2 separate regions of the Homo sapiens genome follow, and region 1 is linked to region 2. A link is an interaction called in ENCODE POLR2A ChIA-PET data of the cell type or tissue named here. Cell type or tissue: Panc1. All regions are shown on one strand. Links, peaks and the distances in the headings refer to the core of each region. The heading gives the core; the rest is flanking DNA.

Region 1 (9,403 bases), core at 642-8,641, 130 kb before region 2:
CGCCCGCCACCACCCCCGGCTAATTTTTTGTATTTTTAGTAGAGACGGGGTTTCACCATGTTAGCCAGGATGGTCTCGATCTCCTGACCTCGTGATCCACCCGCCTCGGCCTCCCAAAGTGCTGGGATTACAGGTGTGAGCTACCACGCCTGGCTGTAGATTTCTTGTGTTGCCTTTGTACAGTTTTAATATTAGGGTAATAGTGGCCTCATATAGTGAATTGGGAAGTGTTTTTTCCTCTTCTATTTTTTGAAAGAGTTTATGAAGAGTTGGTATTAGCTTTCTGTGAACGTTTGAATGTTTGGTAGAACTGAGCAGTGAAGCTACCTGGGACTTTTTCGTGAGCAGTTTTTTAATTTTTAAATACTAATTCAGTTTCTTCATTTGTTATAGGTCTATTCAGATTTTCTATTTCTTCTTGAGTCATTTTTAATAGTTTGTGTCTTTGAGGAATTTATTTTATCTAGGTTATTTTATTTATGTATGTATTTATTTTTGAGACAGGGTCTCACTCTGTAGTAGCACAGTCTTGGCTCACTACAACCTCTGCCTCCCAGGTTCAAGCAATTCTAGTGCCTCAGCCTCCCAAGTAGCAGGGATTACAGGCACCTGCTACCACGCCTGGCTAATTTTTTGTATTTTTAGTAGAGATAGGGTTTTGCCATGTTGGCCAGGCTGGTCTCAAACTCCTGGCCTCTAGTGATCCCCCCCACCTCAGCCTCCCAAAGTGCTGGGATTACAGGCATGAGCCACTGTGCGCAGCCCATAGATTATCTAATTTATTGGCATGCAGTTATTCATAATATTCCTATATAATCTTTTCATGTCTATAAGGTCAGTAGTAACACTGCCTGATTCTAGTAATTTTGAGAGAGAAGAATAGCACTGGGTGGTGGCAGGAGGATAGAAAACCCCAAACAGCTAAAACAGGAACTATGCAAAGAAACTACAGAATAGAAAACCCAAAATAAGGGAGAGAAAATTGCCAAAATTCGGGTTTGGGTGACCTGTCCATGACTCTTCCAGGGAAACCCAAATAAAGGAGAGGGGTTTTCACTGAAATCCCCTTCTTTTCCTAAATACCTAATAATTATTTCATCTTCTTTTTTCTTAATTTTTTTTCCTTTATAGAGGTGGGGTCTCACTATGTTGACCAGGCTGGTCTCAAACTCCTGGCCTCAAGCAATCCTCCCACCTCAGCCTCCCAAACTTCTGGGATTACAGGTCTGAGCCACTGGGCCCAGTCATTATTCCATCTTCTAATTAAGAAACACCCAGCAATTTCAGGTAGCAGCAAGAAAGGAGCTGTTAAAATTAGCTACAAGGATAAGAACAAGCCTGGGATGGTAAGACCCTAACAAACAGGATGGTGCTAACCTGATTGAAACCAACTGGGTTCACCATGGTGCTGGATTTGATCCATACCTTACCCCAGACCTCATTATACGTTCATTACCATACTAAAGCACACACCCACCAACGCCATGACAGATCCGGGCATGCCCAAAATGTGTGGCAACCCAATTCTAGTAAATCGCCACATTTTTCCTAGAAGACTTCATGATTATTCTACTCCTTTATTAGAAGAGTCCATAAAATTAGAAACCCAAACTCTGTTGCATGTGACTCACCCTCCCGAGCACACCCCTAGCCACTCTCGCTCTTAAGTGTGTACTTTTGCTTTGCAATGAAAGCTTCTTGGCTGGGCCTGGTGGCTCACACCTGTAATCCCAGCACTTTGGGAGGCCTAGGTGGGCGGATCACTTGAGGTCAGGAGTTCGAGACCAACCTGGCCAACACGGCAAAACCCGTCTCTCCTAAACATACAAAAATTAGCTGGGTGTGGTGGTGCATGCCAGTAATTCCAGCTACTTTGGAGGCTGACATGGGAGAATCATTTGAACCCAGGAGGCGGAGGTTGCAGTGAGCCAAAATTATGCCATTGCACTCCAGCCTGGGTGACAGAGCAAGACTCCATCTCAAAAACAAAACAAAACAAAACAAAAAACAGAAAAAACGCTTCTTGTCTTTTGTTTTATTCTGTCTCATCCCTGAATTCTTTCTCGCAATGGTTTCAAGAACCTGGAACACCCGCCTGGGGCTGGGGCCTCACCAGCACCTGGAGACCAACCTAAGCTCTCCAGCAACAATTTGAGTCTTATCTTTTTTCATTATAAATTTCCTCTTATTTCTACTAACATTTTTGTTTTACAGTTTATTTTGTTTGATATTAGGATAGCCATTTCAATTCTTGTGGTGGTGATTTGCAAATCTTTTTCCATCCTTTTACTTTCAATCTATTTGTATCTTTGAATCTAAATTATATTCTCCATAGATATTACATAGTTAGATCTTGTTTTTTAAAATTCAGTTTTACAAGTTCTGCCCTTAATTAGATTGTTTAATAAATTCATATTGAATGCTATTGTTGATATAGTTGGATTTATGTCTACCATTTTACTTATTTTCTATGTGTCTCATCTCTTTTTTGGTCCTCTATTCTTCCTTTACTGCTATCTTTTGCATTAAGTGAATATTTTTTAATGAAGTATTTACATTTCTATAGTGATTTTTTTTCCTACTTTTTGAGGTTTGTTTTTTCAGTATGAGGCAGAAGAATAGGGCCTAGAGGCAGGGAACCTAAGGACTTCCTAGAACTAAATCAAATGGAAACACTTCAGCTATGACAGGAAATATCCTCTTCATTTACAGGGTGTACACCAAGCAAATAACTTTGCAACTTCACTTTAGCCTCTTCATTTACATAGGGAGTACACCAAGTAACCAATGGAAACCTCTAGAGGGTATTTAAACCCCAGAAAACTCTGTAATTCGGCTCTTGAGCCCCTATGCTCCTGCCCTGTGGAGTGTGCTTTTGTTTTCAGTAAATCTCTGCTTTTGTTGCTTCATTCTTTACTTGCTTTGTTTGTGCGTTTTGTCAAATTCTTTGTTTGAGATGCCAAGAAACTGGACACGCTCCACTGGTAACAAGGGCTTCTTAACAAATTAGAATTAACTTCAGATTTATACTAACTTAATTCAAGTGAGATATAGAGGCACTATTTTTATATAAGTCTATTCTTCCCCCTTCCTTTTTTGGTTTCGTTGTACATGTTAACTCTAGTAATGTTACAGACGAAGTAATATATTGTTATAATTATTATTTTACCATCTGTAGTCACTTAGTTCAAAACAGCTTTGCTTCCAATCACCTCCTTTGGGTTTTTATTGGCAAATATATTAAAAATTTATATATAAATTTATATATATATATATAATATATATAGTATATATAATATATTATATATATAATATATATATAAAAATATATAAAAATCCTATATGTTTTAGGCTCAGCAATATATACACATTTTACACAATTGCTTTTTAAATAAGAGAAGAAAAACAAAATATGCATTTATACTATCTTTCATAATTATATTTTCCTAGAGTTCTCTTGTAAGTGATGAACTGTTTTTTTCTTGTGGTTTTGAAGATTATCCCTTTGTCTTTGACCTTCAGTATTTCTACTATGATGGTCTGTTTTTGGACTTCTTTGTGTTTATCCTACTTGAAGTCCCTTGAGCTTCCTAGATACATAGGTTGGTGTTTTTCAGTATGGGATGTTTCTAGCCATTATCTCTTTGAATATTTTTTCTGCTCGTCTCTGTCTGCTCCTTCTGGCATTCCCATTACATATATGTTGGTGTGCTAAATGGTGTCCCACATTTCTTTGAGGCTTTATTATTTTTCATTTCTTTTTCTTCCTGTTCTTTGGATTATGTAATTTCTATCGACTTATCTTCAAGTTCACTAAGTGTTTCATCTGCTAGCTCAAATCTTTTTTTTTTCATTTCAGTGATTTTTTCCATTTACAAATTTCAACTGCAGAATTTCCATTTGGTGCTTTTTATAATTTCTATCCCTTTATTGATATTTTGTATTTAGTGTGATATTGTCATCACAACTTCCTTTACTTCTTTGTGGTTTCTCTTAGGTCTTTGAACATATTTATTTATTTATTTGTTTGTTTGTTTATTTTTTGAGACAGGGTCTCACTCCCATTACCCAGGCTGGAATGCAGTGGTATGATTGTTACCAGAAAGGGGTCCTGATCCAGACCCCAAGACAGGGTTCTTGGACCTCAAGCAAGAAAGAATTCAGGGCGAGTCTGTAAAGTGAAAGCAAGTTTATTAAGAAAGTAAAAGAATAAAAGAATGGTTACTCCACAGGCAGGACAGCCTATTTATTATTTATTTTTGAGATAGGGTCTCACTGTCACCCAGGCTGGAGTGCAATGGCACACTCATGGCTCACTGCAGCCTTGACCTCCCGGGCTCAAGCAATTCTCCTGCCTCAGCCACCTGAGTAGCTGGGACTACAGGGGCACACCACCACATCTGGCTAATTTTTTGTATCTTTTGTAGAGATGGGGGTCTCACCATATTGCCCAGGCTGGTCTCAAACTCTTCAGCTTAAGGGATCCTCCATCTTCAGCTTCCCAAAGGGATTACAGGTGTGATACATTGTAGATAACATATGGTAGCCACTCTGGGTCTGTCCCTACCCCTTCCAGAGCTTGTTGGTATTATTTGCTGTTTATTTGTTTAGTGACTGGCTGGACTATTTTAATGAAGTCTAGTTTCTCCCCCACCCCCAGCCCCTCTGCAGTACTAAGCCTCTCATGTTGCTCCTCAAGGAGGCCCAGGTGGGGATGAACACAGTCACCCTGGCAGGGCAGTGGACTTGGCTGTGTTCACCTCATTTCTTTCCCTGACTATACCCCTCTGTTAAACTCCATGAATTGCTAGCTAGTTGTTCTATTGTTTTCAGAGAAGCCTTAGAGGGTGAAACCACCTTTGCAAAATTATGACTGAGACAGTGAAAGAGATCTAACTTTACTGACTCCATCTTTCTTCTAACCTCCAAGCTGCTCTTGTTCATTCCTGGGCATAGGCTGAACTAACTTTGGGAGAAACTTACTTTATAGTTTAAACAAAGACAGTAACAGCCCCTTCGCAAAGCAGACCTCCTTCTTGCCTGGGAACTAGATTGCCTTTGTAGGACTAACATAAGCCACAAGATTAGAAATTATGGTTTAGGAGTCATGCAGCTGGAGTCTAAAAGATTCTGACCTTCCCTAACTGCTCCTAAGATCAGTGCTGGAGATATTTTGCAGACCCTGCACTTGATGGATCAGCTGGCACCACCCAGATCAATAAACTGGCTCATCTGCTCTTGTGGCTCCCGCCACCCGGGAACTGACTCAGTGCAGGAAGACAGCTTCGGTTCTCTATTATTTCATCTCTGACCAATCAGCACGCCTGGCTCGCTGGCTTCCACGCCCCGCTACCCATCAAGTTATCTTTACAAACTCTGCTTCTTGAATTCTCGGAGAGACTGATTTGAGTAATAATAAAACTCCGGTCTCCCGCACAGCCAGCTCTGTGTGAATTATTCTTTCTCTATTGCAATTCCCCTGTCTTGATGAATTGGCTCTGCCTACCCATCGGGGAAGGTGAACCCCTTGGGCGGTTACAAGGGCATAAATTAATCTAGAACTAATCCAGTAAAATTCAGGCTCCTTCAAAGAGATAGGTCTGGGTGTCAGTATTGGATATTTGTTCTGACACCAGGGTGCTCCTCCCAGCTGTGTCTTTCTCTGGTTCTCTCCTGCAGACAAGCTGGCCCATGGTTTAGCCTGTGTCTTGAATCTCCTCCCAATTGCCTTTCACCACAACCTCCTCTGTTTTTGAGAGCAACCTTTTGACAAAGTGGAACCCGAAAAATTGGTGTTCAGCCTGGGAGGCCAATGCTTTCTTGGCTTCATGGAGGAAAGAATTCAAGAACGAGATGAGAGAATAAAGTGAAAGCAAGTTTATTAAGGAAACAAATGAAATAAAGCCTACAGCATAGGCAGAGTTGTGCTGTGGGGGTTGCTGCTAGCTGGCTATTTGATGGCTATTTCTTGATGATATGCTAAACAAGAGGAGGATTGTTTCATGAGTTTTCTGGAAAAGGGGCAAGGAGCTCCCAGAACCAGGGGTTTCTCCCCCTTACAGACCATATAGGGTAACTTCCAGGTGTTGCCATGGCATTTGTAAACTATCACGGCATTGGTGGGCATGTCTTTTAGCATGTGAATGCATTATAATTAGCCTATAATGAGCAGTGAGGGTAATCAGAGGTCACTTTCATTGCCATCTTACTTCTAGTTGGTTTGAGCTGGCTTCTTTTTTTTTTTTTTTTGAGACGGAGTCTTGCTCCGTTGCCCAGACTGGAGTGCAGTGGCGCAATCTCAGCTCACTGCAACCTCTGCCTCCTGGGTTCAAGCGATTCTCCTGCCTCAGCCTCCTGAGTAGCTGGGATTACAGGCGCACGCCACCACACCCAGCTAATTTCTGTGTTTTTAGTACAGATGGGGTTTCACCATGTTGGTCAGGCTGGTCTCGAACTCTTGACCTTGGGATCCCCCCACCTCAGCCTCCCAAAGTGCTGGGATTACAGGCGTGAGCCACTGCACCCAGCCGATGATGGTATTTTGATGGGAATTGCGTTGAATTTGTAGACTGCTTTTGGCATTGGTATGGTCATTTTCACAATATCAATTCTACCCATCCATGAGCATGGGATGCATTTTCATTTTATTGTGTCATCGATAATTTCTTTGAGCAGTGTTTTGTAGTTTTCCTTGTAGAGCTTTTTCATCTCCTTGGTTAGGTATATTCCTAAATATTTTATTGTATTTTTTTTTTTTTTGTAGCTGTTGTAAAAGGGGTTGAGTTCTTGATTTGATTTTCAGCTTCGTCATTGTTGGTGTATAGCAGTCTACTGATTTGTGTTCATTGATTTTGTACCCTGAAACTTTACTGAATTCATTTATCGATGTAGGAGATTTTTGGATGAGTCTTTAGGGTTTTCTAGGTATATAATCATATCATCGGCGAACAGTGACAGCTGGACTTCCTCTTTACTAATTTGGATGCCCTTAATTTCTTTCTCTTGTCTGATTGCTCTGGCTAGCACTTCCAGTACTATGTTGAATAGAAGTGGTGAAAGTGGGCATCCTTGTCTTGTTCCCCTTCTCAGGGGGAATGCTTTTGAGTTTTCCCTATTCAGTATAATGTTGGCTGTGGGTTTGTCATAGACGGTTTTTATTGCCTTGAGGTATGTCTCTTCTATGCTGATTTTGCTGAAGGTTTTAATCATAAAGTGATGCTGGATTTTGTCAAATGCTTTTTCTGCATCTGTTGAGATGATTATATGATTTTTGTTTTTAATTCTGTTTATGTGATGTATCACATTTATTGACTTCCATATGTTAAACCATCCCTACATCCGTGGTATGAAATCCACTTGATCATGGTGTATTATCTTTTTGATATGCTGTTTGATTCAGTTAGCTAGTATTCTGTTGAGGAATTTTGCATCTATGTTCATCAGAGATATTGGTCTGTAATTTTCTTTCCTTGTTATGTTCTTTCCTTGTTTTGGTATTAGGGTGGTACTGAAGCAAGATTTTTTGTTCCTTAGTTTATTTAAATCTGGGTTCTTGTCTAATACCCAGGAAAAATTAGGCATGTGAACAAATTGAAAGGTGAGGAGAGTGGAATTTATTAAAAGAACGCTCTCAGCAAAAAAGAGGGGGTCCTGCCAACAGGCTCCCACCTCACAGATTGAATACTGGACCACCACACAAGAGCTGAAGAGGACAGGCTTCTTCCCTCCTGCATAAGGTGCAAATTCCTGATGGCTCCACACCATTCTCCCAGTGCACAGATGGGCCCTTAGTCTGAGCCACTCCACGTTGATTTATTTCTCTTACTGTGCATGTGTTAGTGGACAAAATTTTTCACTGTGGGTGTGTTTAGGCAAGCCCCATGTGCACAATGACCTGGGCAGCATTTGGCTGTCTCCTGTTTCAACACTGGCTTCGTAGAATGATTTAGAGAAGATTCCCTCTTTCTCTATCTTTTGGAATAATTTTGAACCAATTATTCTTTGAATGCCTGAGAGAATTCAGCTGTGAATCCATCTGGTCCTGGACTTTTTTTGTTGGCAATTTTTAAAAAATTACTATTTCAATCTTGCTACTTGTTATTAGTCTGTTCAGTTTCTATTTCTTCCTGATTTAATCTAGGAGGGTTGTGTATTTCCAGGAATTTATCCATCTCCTCTAGATTTTCTAGTTTTTGTGTATAAACGTGTTCATAATAGCCTTGAATGATCTTTTGTATTTCTGTGGTATCACTTGTAGTATCTCCTGTTTCGTTTCCAATTGAGCTTATTTAGATTTTCTCTCTTCTTTTTTTGGTTAATCTCACTAATGGTCTATCAATTTTGTCTGTCTTTTCAAAGAACCAGCTTTTTGTTTATTTATCTTTTGTATTTTTTTTCAATTTCATTTATTTCTGCTCTAATCTTTGTTTTTTCTTTTCTTCTGCTCAGTTTGGGTTTGGTTTGTTCTTGTTCCTCTAGTTCCTTGAGGTGTGACCTTGGATCATCTATTTGTGCTCTTTCAGACTTTTTGTTAAATTTAATGCTATGAACTTTCCTCTTAGCACCACTTTTGCTGTGTCCTGGAGGTTTTGATAAGTTGTGTCACTATTATCATTCAGTTCAAAGAATTTTTACATTTCCATCTTGATTTCATTGTTGACCCAAAGATCATTCAGTAGCAGATTATTTAATTTCCAGGTACTTGTATAGTTTTGAGGGTTCCTTTTGGAGTTAATTTCCAATTTTATTCCACTGTGGTCTGAGAGGGTACTTGATATAGTTTCAAATTTCTTAAATTTATTGAGACTTGTTTTGTGGCCTATCATATGGTCTATCTTGGAGAATGTTCCATGTGCTGATGGAAAGAATGTATATTCTGCAATTATTGGGTAGAATGTCTAGGTCTCTAGTGAGGCCAGGAAAGTTTTCCTTGATTATTTCCTCAAATATGTTTTCCAAAGTTTTAGATTTCTTTTCTTCCTTGGCAACACCAATTATTCTTAGGTTTGCCTGTTTAACATAATCCCAAATTTCTTGGAAGCTTTGTTCATTTTTGAAAAATTCTTTTTTCCTTGTCTTTGTCTGATTGGGTTAATTCAAAAGCCTTCTCTTCAAGCTCTGAAATTCTTTCTTCTACTTGTTCAATTCTGTTGTTGAAACTTTCCATTGCATTTTGTATTTCACTAATTGTGTCTTTCATTTCCAGAAGTTGTAATTTTTTCAATAATATCTATTTCTCTGGAGCATTTTTCATCCATATCCTGTATTTTTTTTTAAATTTCTTTAAGTTGGTTTTCACCTTTGTCTGGTATCTCCTTAAGTAGCTTAATAATCAACCTTCTGAATTCTTTATCTGGCAATTTAGATATTTCTTCTTGGTTTGAATCTAATGCTGGGGAGCTAG
Region 2 (9,403 bases), core at 809-8,808:
TCTATTCATGCACCTGTGCCACAGTGTTTTAGTTACAGAAGCTTTATAGTAGGTTTTAATGTCTGGTAAGTCTAGTCTCGTTTTGTAGTTTTTCTGTTTTAGTACTTTCCTGTTATTCTTACATGTTTGTTTTTTCATGTCAATATCAGCTTGTTCAGCTCCATAAAATGGTTTGTTAGTATTTTTATTATCATTATATTGAATTTATAAATTAACTTGGGAGAATTTATATCTTTATAATGTTGAATTGTCTTATCCAAGAATATCATATATTTTTCTATTGTTCATCTTCTTTTAGTTTCTTTTGGGAGTATTTTAACATTTTCCTCATACGGTTTTTTTTTTTAAAGCTTTATTGAGATACAATTCACATGTCATAATATCCTTTTTTTTTTTTTTTTGAGATAGCGTCTTAATCTGTTGCCCAGGCTGAAGTGCAGTGGTGTGATCTTGGCTCACTGCAACCTCTGCCTCCCGGGTGCAAGCGATTCTCCTGCCTCAGCCTCCCAAGTAGCTGGAACTACAGGCGCTTACCACCATGCCCGGCTAATTTTTTGTATTTTTTCTAGAGACGGGGTTTCATTGTGTTAGCCAGGATGGTCTTGATCTCCTGACCTCGTGATCTGCCCACCTCAGCCTCTCAGAGTCTCAAAGTGCTGGAATTACAGGTGTGAGCCACCACACCCAGCCCTATAACATTGTTTTTTAAAAGATGTATAAAGATGTGGTTGTTTAGTATATTTACAAATATGTGCAGCCATCATCACTACCTAGTTCCAGAACATTTTCATCACTCTTAAAAAAACCCCATACTCATTAGCAGTTACTTCCCATCCCCTTCTCTTCCCAGCCTTGGAAACTACTAATCTATGTTCTGAGTCTATGGATTTGCCTATTCTGAATATTTCATTTAAGTGGAATCATATAGTATGTGGCTTGGCATAACATTTTCAAGGTTTATGCATGCTGCAGAGTATATCAATAATCATCCCTTTATATTGCAAAATAATGTTTCATATATGCCATATTTGTTTATCAGTTGGTGGACATTTGGATTATGTATACTTTTTTACTATTTTGGTAATATTGCTATGAACATTTTTATACAAGGTTTTGTTTAGACTTTTTTTTTTTTTTTTTTTGAGACGGAGTCTTGCTCCATTGCCCAGACGAGTGCAATGAAGCGATTTTGGCTCACTGCAACCTCTGCCTCCCGGGTTCAAGTGATTCTCCCACCTCAGCCTCCCGAGTAGCTGGGATTACAGGCATGTGCCACCACGTCCAGCTAACCTTTGTATTTTTAGTAGAGATGGGATTTTGCCATGTTGGCCAGGCTGGTCTCGAACTCCTGACCTCAGGTGGTCTGCCCGCCTCGGCCTCTCAAAATGCTGGGATTACAGGCATGAGACATCGTGCCCGGCCAGACATGTGTTTTTAATTCTTTCTGATAGGCGTTACGCATTTCTTACTACATTTATTACTAAGTATTCTTTGTTGGTGTTGGATTTTCTTTACCATTATATACTCCAAGTGTTTATTAATTTTTGTATTGATCTGTATTAATTTGTTGCTAATCATAAATTTACTTACAATTTAACATATGGGTCCTTGTTGACATTGTTTGGGAGATAATTCTTTGGTAGACAGGGTGTACTCTCGCATTTTGGGAGCAGATTTCTGCCTATGTCTCTTAGATCAAACTTACAGAGTTACTCACATTTTATGTGCCCTGATTTCAGTTTTTGTCTCTTTATTACTGAGAGGTGTGTATTAAAATTGTCTTGTATGATTGTGGATTTCTTAGTTTCTCCTTGTAAAATAGTCAGTTTTTGCTTTATATGTTTATAAATTATGTTATGAAATGTATTCAAATTTGGATTATTTTTGTCTATTTGTGTCTTCCTGCTAAATACTACCTTTCTTTAATCACTATCTTCTTTATCCTCAATAATATTCTTACTCTAAATACAATTTGTCTATGTTTATAGAGACACGTCATCTTTTTTCAATTTGTTACTTTCTATGGGTATACTTTAGGCATGTTTCTTGTAAATAGCAATTGTATTTTGTTTTCCCTTTTTTTTTTTTTTTTGAGACGTAGTTTCGCTCTTGTTGCCCAGGCTGGAGTGCAATGGCGTGATCTTGGCTCACTGCAACCTCCGCCTCCTGCGTTCAAGCGATTCTCCTGCCTCAGCCTCCCGAGTAGCTGAGATTACAGGCGCCCACCACCACATTTGGCTAATTTTTTGTATTTTTAGTAGAGATGAGGTTTCACCATGTTGGCCAGGCTGGTCTTGAACTCCTGACCTCAGGTGAGCCATCCCCTTCGGCCTCCCAAAGTGCTGGGATTACAGGCATGAGCCACCGCGCCCTGCCCATCTTAACCATTTTTAAGTACACAGTTCAGTGTTAGGAAGTACATTCATATTGTTGTGTAACCATCACCACCATCCATCTTCAGAACTTGCATCTTGCAAAACTGAAACGCTGTACCAATTAAACAATAATTCCCGGGATCGCATTAGGAGATATACCCAATGTTAAATAATGAGTTAATGGGTACAGCACACCAACATGGCACATGTATACATATGTAACAAACCTGCACGTTGTGCACATGTACCCTAAAACTTAAAAGTATAAAAAAAAAAAAAGAAATAGTAAATACGGTAAAAAAACAAACAAACAATAATTCCCATTCCTCCTTCCTCCCAGCCACTGATAACCACCATTCTACTTTCTGTCTCTGTGAATTAGATTACTCTGGGTACCTCATATGTGGGGAATCATACAATATTTGTCTTTTGTGACTGGCCTATTTCACTTTGCATAATGTCCTCACAGTTCATCAATGTAGCATATGTCAGAATATCATGCCTTATTAAGGCTGAATAATACTCTATGTATATGTTACATTTTGATGATCCATTTATCTGTCAGTGGACACTTGTGTTGCTTCTACATTTTAACCATTATGAATAATGCTGCTGTGAATATGGTTATGCAAAAAGCTCTTTGAGACCTTGCTTTCAATTTTTTTGGAGTATATACCCAAAAGTATATGGGTATATGCTACATCATAAGGTAATTTTATTTTTACGTTTTTGAGAAACTGCCGTATTATTTTCCACAGTGACTGTACCACTTTACATTCCTACCAGCAGGGCACAAGTATTCTAATTTCACTACACCCTTGCTAACACTTGTTATTTTCTGTTTGTTTGATGGTAGCCATCCTAATGAGTGTGAGGTGGTATCTCATTGTGGTTTTGATTTGCATTTCCCTAATCATTAGGGATGTTGAGTATCTTTTCACATGCTTCTTTGGGGAAATATAAATTTAAATCCTTTGCCTAGTTTTAATTTTTTTGTAAAAGATGGGATCTTGCTATGTTGTCCAGGCTGGTTTGGCCTGCTGAGTAACTGGGACCACAGGCACAAGCCACCATTTCCTGTAGTCCCAACTACTCAGGAGGCTGAGGCAGGAGGATCACTTGAGCCTAGTTTTTAATCTGGTTGTTTGGGTTCTTTTTTTAAAAATTGTTGCATTATAGGGGTTCTTTATATATTCTAGATATGAAACCCTTATCAAATATATGATTTGCAAATATTTTCCCCCATTCAGTGGGAGCATTTTTACTCTGTTAATACTGTCTTTTTTTGTGTGGAATTTCAAATTTTTCATTGTCTAGTATGTCTGTCTTTTTATTGCCTGTGCCTTTGGTATCATTCTCCACCTTTTTTTAAGATCTCTTTATTTGTAATGTTTTGCTGTGTCTAGGAAAGTTATTTTTGTTTTTTCTTTAATTGGGAGTCATTGTCATTTCTGAATCTGAGGATTTTTAGCTGTTACTTCCTCCAGCAACCCCCAGTTTCTAGAGTCTGTAGCTAGGCAGAGACATTTTCTTGTTATTCCTTTGCTGTTGGTTGATTTTTTTTTTTAACCAGCCTCCCCTGTCCATTCTTGCACTGAGAATGTGTAAAAAATGGTGAAACCCTCAATACCAGCTCTGCGCTTCATGCAGACAAGGTTTCTGAGGCCTTGTCTACTTTAAGGGCATTAAAAGCCAAAAATCTTAGTTACTCGTATTGACAGGTTCCTCCAGGGTTGCTGAAAGCTTTACTCTTTTGTGAGCTCAGCATTTGACAGACTAATTTATCCAGCATTTCTAGATGTTTTATTAAGATGACATTTTCATATTAGTTACTGTGTTGCCAAAAAAAAAAAGAAAGTTGCATTTCTTTTTTATAATTAATTTATTTCCCTTTTTTCCTCTTTTTCCTTTGGAATTCCATGTAGTTGGACCTCCTGGATGGAAGAACTCTTCTCAAGCTTTTCTACTTTAAAAAAAAATTTCTTTGTTTTACTTTGTGGGAGAATTCCTACCCTTCCTTTGCTTCTTTCTCCTCCCCAAATCCCCTGCTTCTGTTCTACTTCCCCTCCCTCCCTCTCTTTCTTTTTTCCTTCCTTCTCTTTTTTCTTTCTTTCTTTCTATTTTGTCTGTTAATTTGGTGTCTCCTGTTTTGTTATCTTGGCCTCTTTATTTCATGTTAGAGATTTTCCTCAGTTGTTTAGTAAACTTTGGCCATCTGTTCAGATTAAAGACCGAATCAATAAAAAGCTGAGTAAAAACTCTTTGTCCATGGGAGTTGTTAAGTGTAAGCCTTACACAGGGTGATTGAGTGCTTGCAGGTCTTTTCTCTTGGATCACTTTCCCTCGCAGAGGGATCTCCTAGTCCCAGGCCGATTGTTTTGCGTTCTGGAAGCTGGTTTGGGGAAGAGGCCTGAGGTCCACTGTACAGCATGTAAATCTTCATTTAATCTTTTTGTGAGATGATATAATACACAACCCTTTTGTGTACCTAGTTTCTATGTCCTTAAAAGGTAAACCATTTGTTTCTTGCTGGGATGCAGAAGGGGCATTTTCTGTCTTTCTTTCTTTTTTGAGACAGGGTGTTGCTCTTGCCCAGGCTGGAGTGCAGTGGTGTGATTATAGCTTGTAACCTCAAGTTCCGGGGCTTAAGCAGTCGTCCCACCTCAGCCTCCTGAGTAGCTAGGACTATGGACAGACATGTGCCGCTACACTCTGCCTTTTTTAAAAAATCTTTTTGTTAAGATGAAGTTTCACTGTGTTGCCCAGGCTGATCCTGAACTGGCCTCGGGTATTCCTTCCACTTTGGCTTCCCAAAGCACTGGAATTGTAAGTGTGAGCCACTGGGCTCAGCCAGAAGGGGCAGTTTCTTAGCTACATGGGTTAAGACTTTATTCAAACTTTCAATCAAGTCTTTTTATTAACAGCCCCAACTGAGATTGTTACTTTCAGATGGCTTCAATTCTTAAGCCTTTGTGATGAGATATATGTAAGATATATTTTAATTATGTATATATAACTTATAAATGGTTTGGGAGGCTGAAGTGGGAGAATTGCTTGAGGCCAATTCAGGACCAGCCTGGGCAACACAGTGAGATCCCATCTCAACAAAAAGTTTTATTAAAAAAGCAGAATACTGACCGGGTACAGTGGCTCACTTCTGTAATCCCAGCACTTTGGGAGGCCGAGGTGGGCAGATCACGAGGTCAAGAGATGGAGACCATCCTGGCCAACATGGTGAAACCCCATCCCTACTAAAAATACAAAAAATTATTTGTATTTTTACAAAAATTACAAAAATTTGCTGGGCCTAGTGGTGCACGCCTGTAATCCCAGCTACTGGGGAGGCTGAAGCAGGATAATTGCTTGAACCCGGGAGTTAGAGGTTGCAGTAAACCGAGATCTTGCCACTGCACTGCAGGCTGGCAACACAGCGAGACTCTGTCTCAAAAAAAAAAAAAAAAAAAAAAGCGGAGTGTAGTGAAACATGTCTGTCTGTAGTCCTAGCGACTCAGAAGGTTGAGGTGTGAGATATAGATACCTGTAATATCTATAATATGTTAATATATAATATTAATATATATCTTATAGATAAGTTATATAATTAAGATATATCTTATAGATACATATATCTGTATGTCTCTAGGGATATAGATATATCTGATCATCTATATATAATTATATAGGTAGATACATCTAATTACATATACATTACATCTTATAGATATCTATAAGATATCTGTATATATAACATATATGTTTTTGATGGGTTTATCCTTTTTTATCTTTTTAACATCATTTTACTGTAATTTTTTTTTTTTTTTTTTTGAGACAAGGTCTCACTCTGTCACCCAGACTGGAGTGCAGCGGCAAGACCTTGGCTCACTGCAACCTCCGCCTTCCGGGTTCAAGCGATTCTCCTGCCTCAGCCTCCTGAGTAGCTGGGATTACAGGCACGCCACCACTGCCTGGCTAATTTTTGTATTTTCGGTAGAAACGGGGTTTCACCATGTTGGCCAGGCTGGTCTTGAACTCCTGACCTCAAATGATCTGCCCGCCTCAGCCTCCCAAAATGCTGGGATTACAGGCATGAGCCACCATGCCCGGCCAATTTTACTGTAATTTCAAGAAGGGATGGATAGAGACCTGTGTGTTCATATTTAACCAAAGAACCTTATAGTACATTTTAATTATGTTATTTTCATGTAAAAATAATATTATTATAAACTCAGGAGTTTTTTCTGTGTGCATTTCTACTAATGGTTATTGCAGTTTCAGAACTATAGAAAGGCATCCAAAAGGGCAATAAGAGACATAAAGAAGAGGAAAAATAGGTTAATAACAAAGAATAGGAGGCTCAGATACATGTATCAGAGGGACTTTGATGAAGTAACGTCGCCACCTTCTGGCTTTTAAAAAAACTGTGTTGTTTCTGTAATAAAATCTGGGAATGTGTAGTCCCAGCTACTCGGGAGGCTGAGGCAGGAGAATCGCTTGAATCCGGGAGGCGGAGGTTGCAGTGAGCCAAGATCGTGCCACTTCACTCCAGCCTGGTGACAGAGAGAGACTACATCTCAAAAAAAAAAAAAAAAGAAAAGAAAAAAATTCTGGGAACCCCATGACTGGTAAGTAGCTAATTTGCATCCTGTGTCAGATTTAGTGGATTTGGTGTTGTTTAGTTGTTCTCTATACTATTGAAGAAACATACTTTTTTTGACATAGGATTTGATTACAATATAACAAAGTCTTTTCAAGCCCCCTAAGAAAGGGTTCTATCTAAAATATCTTAAAATATGTCTGTTACTTTAGGTTATTTCTGCTTGCATTAAGAAAACAAATATTGTTTCTATGTGAAGGAAAATATACAATTTAAAAAATTAAGTTAATTTGTTGCATAGATAGTTTGTGTTCATGGTACAAAATACAAATGATATGAGAGGCCATGAGTCATCCTACTATTTTGTAAGAATTAATAAAAAAGAAAAGAAAATTAAAATGTTTTTCTCTCAGCTAGCCAGTTCCTTTGCCTTGAGAGAATCTTTTTATACAGATGGTAATGTACTACACATACTTCTTTATAACTTTCTTTTTTTCACAGAACAGTTTATACTGGAGGTCACTCTATATCAATACACAATGAGCTGCCTCATTTTTTTTAGGCCATGATGTGTTTAGCTAGTCTACTATTGATACGCAGTTATGGGTTTTCCAATCTTTTGCTATATAAATGACACTGTAGTGAGTATCCATATAGATATATGTGTGTGTGTGCGTGTGTGTGTATGTGTATGATTTCATATGACTCTAGAAAAAGCTCATAGAAGGATGTATAAATTTCTATTTGTGTTGGATATGGTGACACTGCCCTCCATAAAAGATTATGCCTGTTTATTCTTCCACCACTAACGTAAGGCAAACTCTGTTTTCCCTCATGTTTCTCAGGACAATGTATTGGTATCAGTCTTTTCATCTTGTCTTGAAACCTTATTTTACATTTCTCTTATGAGTGGGCTGAACGTATTTTTATATGTTTAGAAGCAATTTGTGGGATTTTTTGTTTGTTTCTTTGAGATAGAGCTTCACTTTGTCACCCAGGCTGGAATGCAGTTACATGATAATAGCTCACTGCAGCCTTGAACTACTGGGCTCAAATGATCCTCCTGCCTCAGCCTCCCAAATAGTTGGGACAGCAGGCACATGCCACCACGATTGGCTAATTTAAAAAAAATTTTTTTTTTTCGGTAAAGATGGAATCACCTTATGTTGTCCACACTGGTCTCAAACTCCTGGCCTCGAGCAATACTCCCACCTTGGCGTCCCAGAGCACTGGAGTTACAGGTGTAATCTACAATGCCCAGCTCATTTGTGTTTTCTGTTATATATTCTTTGCCTACTTTTTCTTTAGGCTGTCACTCTTCTACTTATTTTTAGGAGCTCATAGTTCACAAGGTAGAAGTTAACTTTCTATAGTATAAGTTGCAGATACAATTTTTCCAGTTTATTTTCTTATGATTTACATAGTGATGTTTTCTTTAAATGTAAAAAAAAATGTGCATTTTTTGTAGTCATATCAGTCTTTACTTTGAAGACTTTTCTGGGCTTGGTTTCATATTTAGAAAGATCTTCCACACTCAGAAAATTAAAAAATTTAACTTCCGTGTTTTCTTCTCTTACCAAAAAAATTACGTTGAATTCTATGGGCTATCTGAAATTTATTTTGAGTGAGGTATAAATTATGGCTCTAACTAATTTTTTCTATATGATTACTCAGTTGTCACTTCTTTATTGAAATAATTCACCCAATGCATTCATACCTCACTGATTTGAAGTGTCAGCTAAATTTCTTTGTGGATTTAGGTCTTTTCCTATACTTTTCTGTTCCCTCTATCTGTATGCTTTTTCACTTATCAGTGTATGATATTTTAATTATTGTGACTTTACAACTTGTTTAAATAATTGGATGAGGTCAATCCTTCTGTGTTTCCATAATTTTATGGCTATTCTTGCTTATTTTACCACATTAACTTTTGAATCAGTTGAGCAAATTAAAAGGAAAAGATATTGTTAATTTTATTGTGATTCATTCTATTCATAGATTAATTTGGGGGCAGTTAGTATTGTTATGATTTTGCGTTTTGTCACTCAAGAACCTGGCATTTTTTTCCATTTGTTTTTTGTATCCCTATGTATTTCTTGCTGAGTTTCTTCCTGATGTTTTTTTCTTGTTTTTTTCTATGTAAATGAGTTAATTTTTTCCATTATGTCTTTACATAGTTGTTATTAGAAGACATGGTTCTTGTGTATAAGTAAGCTGCTAATTTGGGGGGATTAATTTTGTTATCGGTCATCTCCAGTTGAATCTCTTGGGGTTGCTCTGTAAACAGTTGTAATCATATGTAAATAATAATAGTTTTACTGCTTCAGTTCTGCTTTATATACTTCTATCTTTCATCTGGTTGTGTTGGTTAGTAACCTATAGAACACTGTTAAATAATAGTGGTGAGTGATAATAGTAGAAATCATTTCTTTCT

Evidence for each region. Peaks named below come from ENCODE experiments on the same cell type or tissue, not always from the same donor. Only the 100,000 strongest peaks of a DNase experiment are listed, where the experiment ranks them.
Region 1: POLR2A ChIA-PET joins it to region 2 with 10 read pairs; 3 of 35 experiments call an interaction of 5 or more read pairs at or near these places.

The regions. Positions count from the first base shown.
Region 1 is chr3:142,253,054-142,262,456 of GRCh38, reverse strand. No RefSeq gene overlaps it. Among named protein-coding and RNA genes, the nearest start is that of GK5, 32 kb to the right of the region's middle. In Panc1, for the core only: no CTCF peak of the experiment used is centred there; no DNase peak of the experiment used is centred there.
Region 2 is chr3:142,123,743-142,133,145 of GRCh38, reverse strand. The region is part of intron 1 of TFDP2 (transcription factor Dp-2); the gene reads left to right. Among named protein-coding and RNA genes, the nearest start is that of TFDP2, 21 kb to the left of the region's middle. In Panc1, for the core only: CTCF peaks have their summits at 3,213, 6,612 and 6,817 (motif pointing left); a DNase peak (open chromatin) is centred at 6,745; H3K27ac peaks cover 724 bases.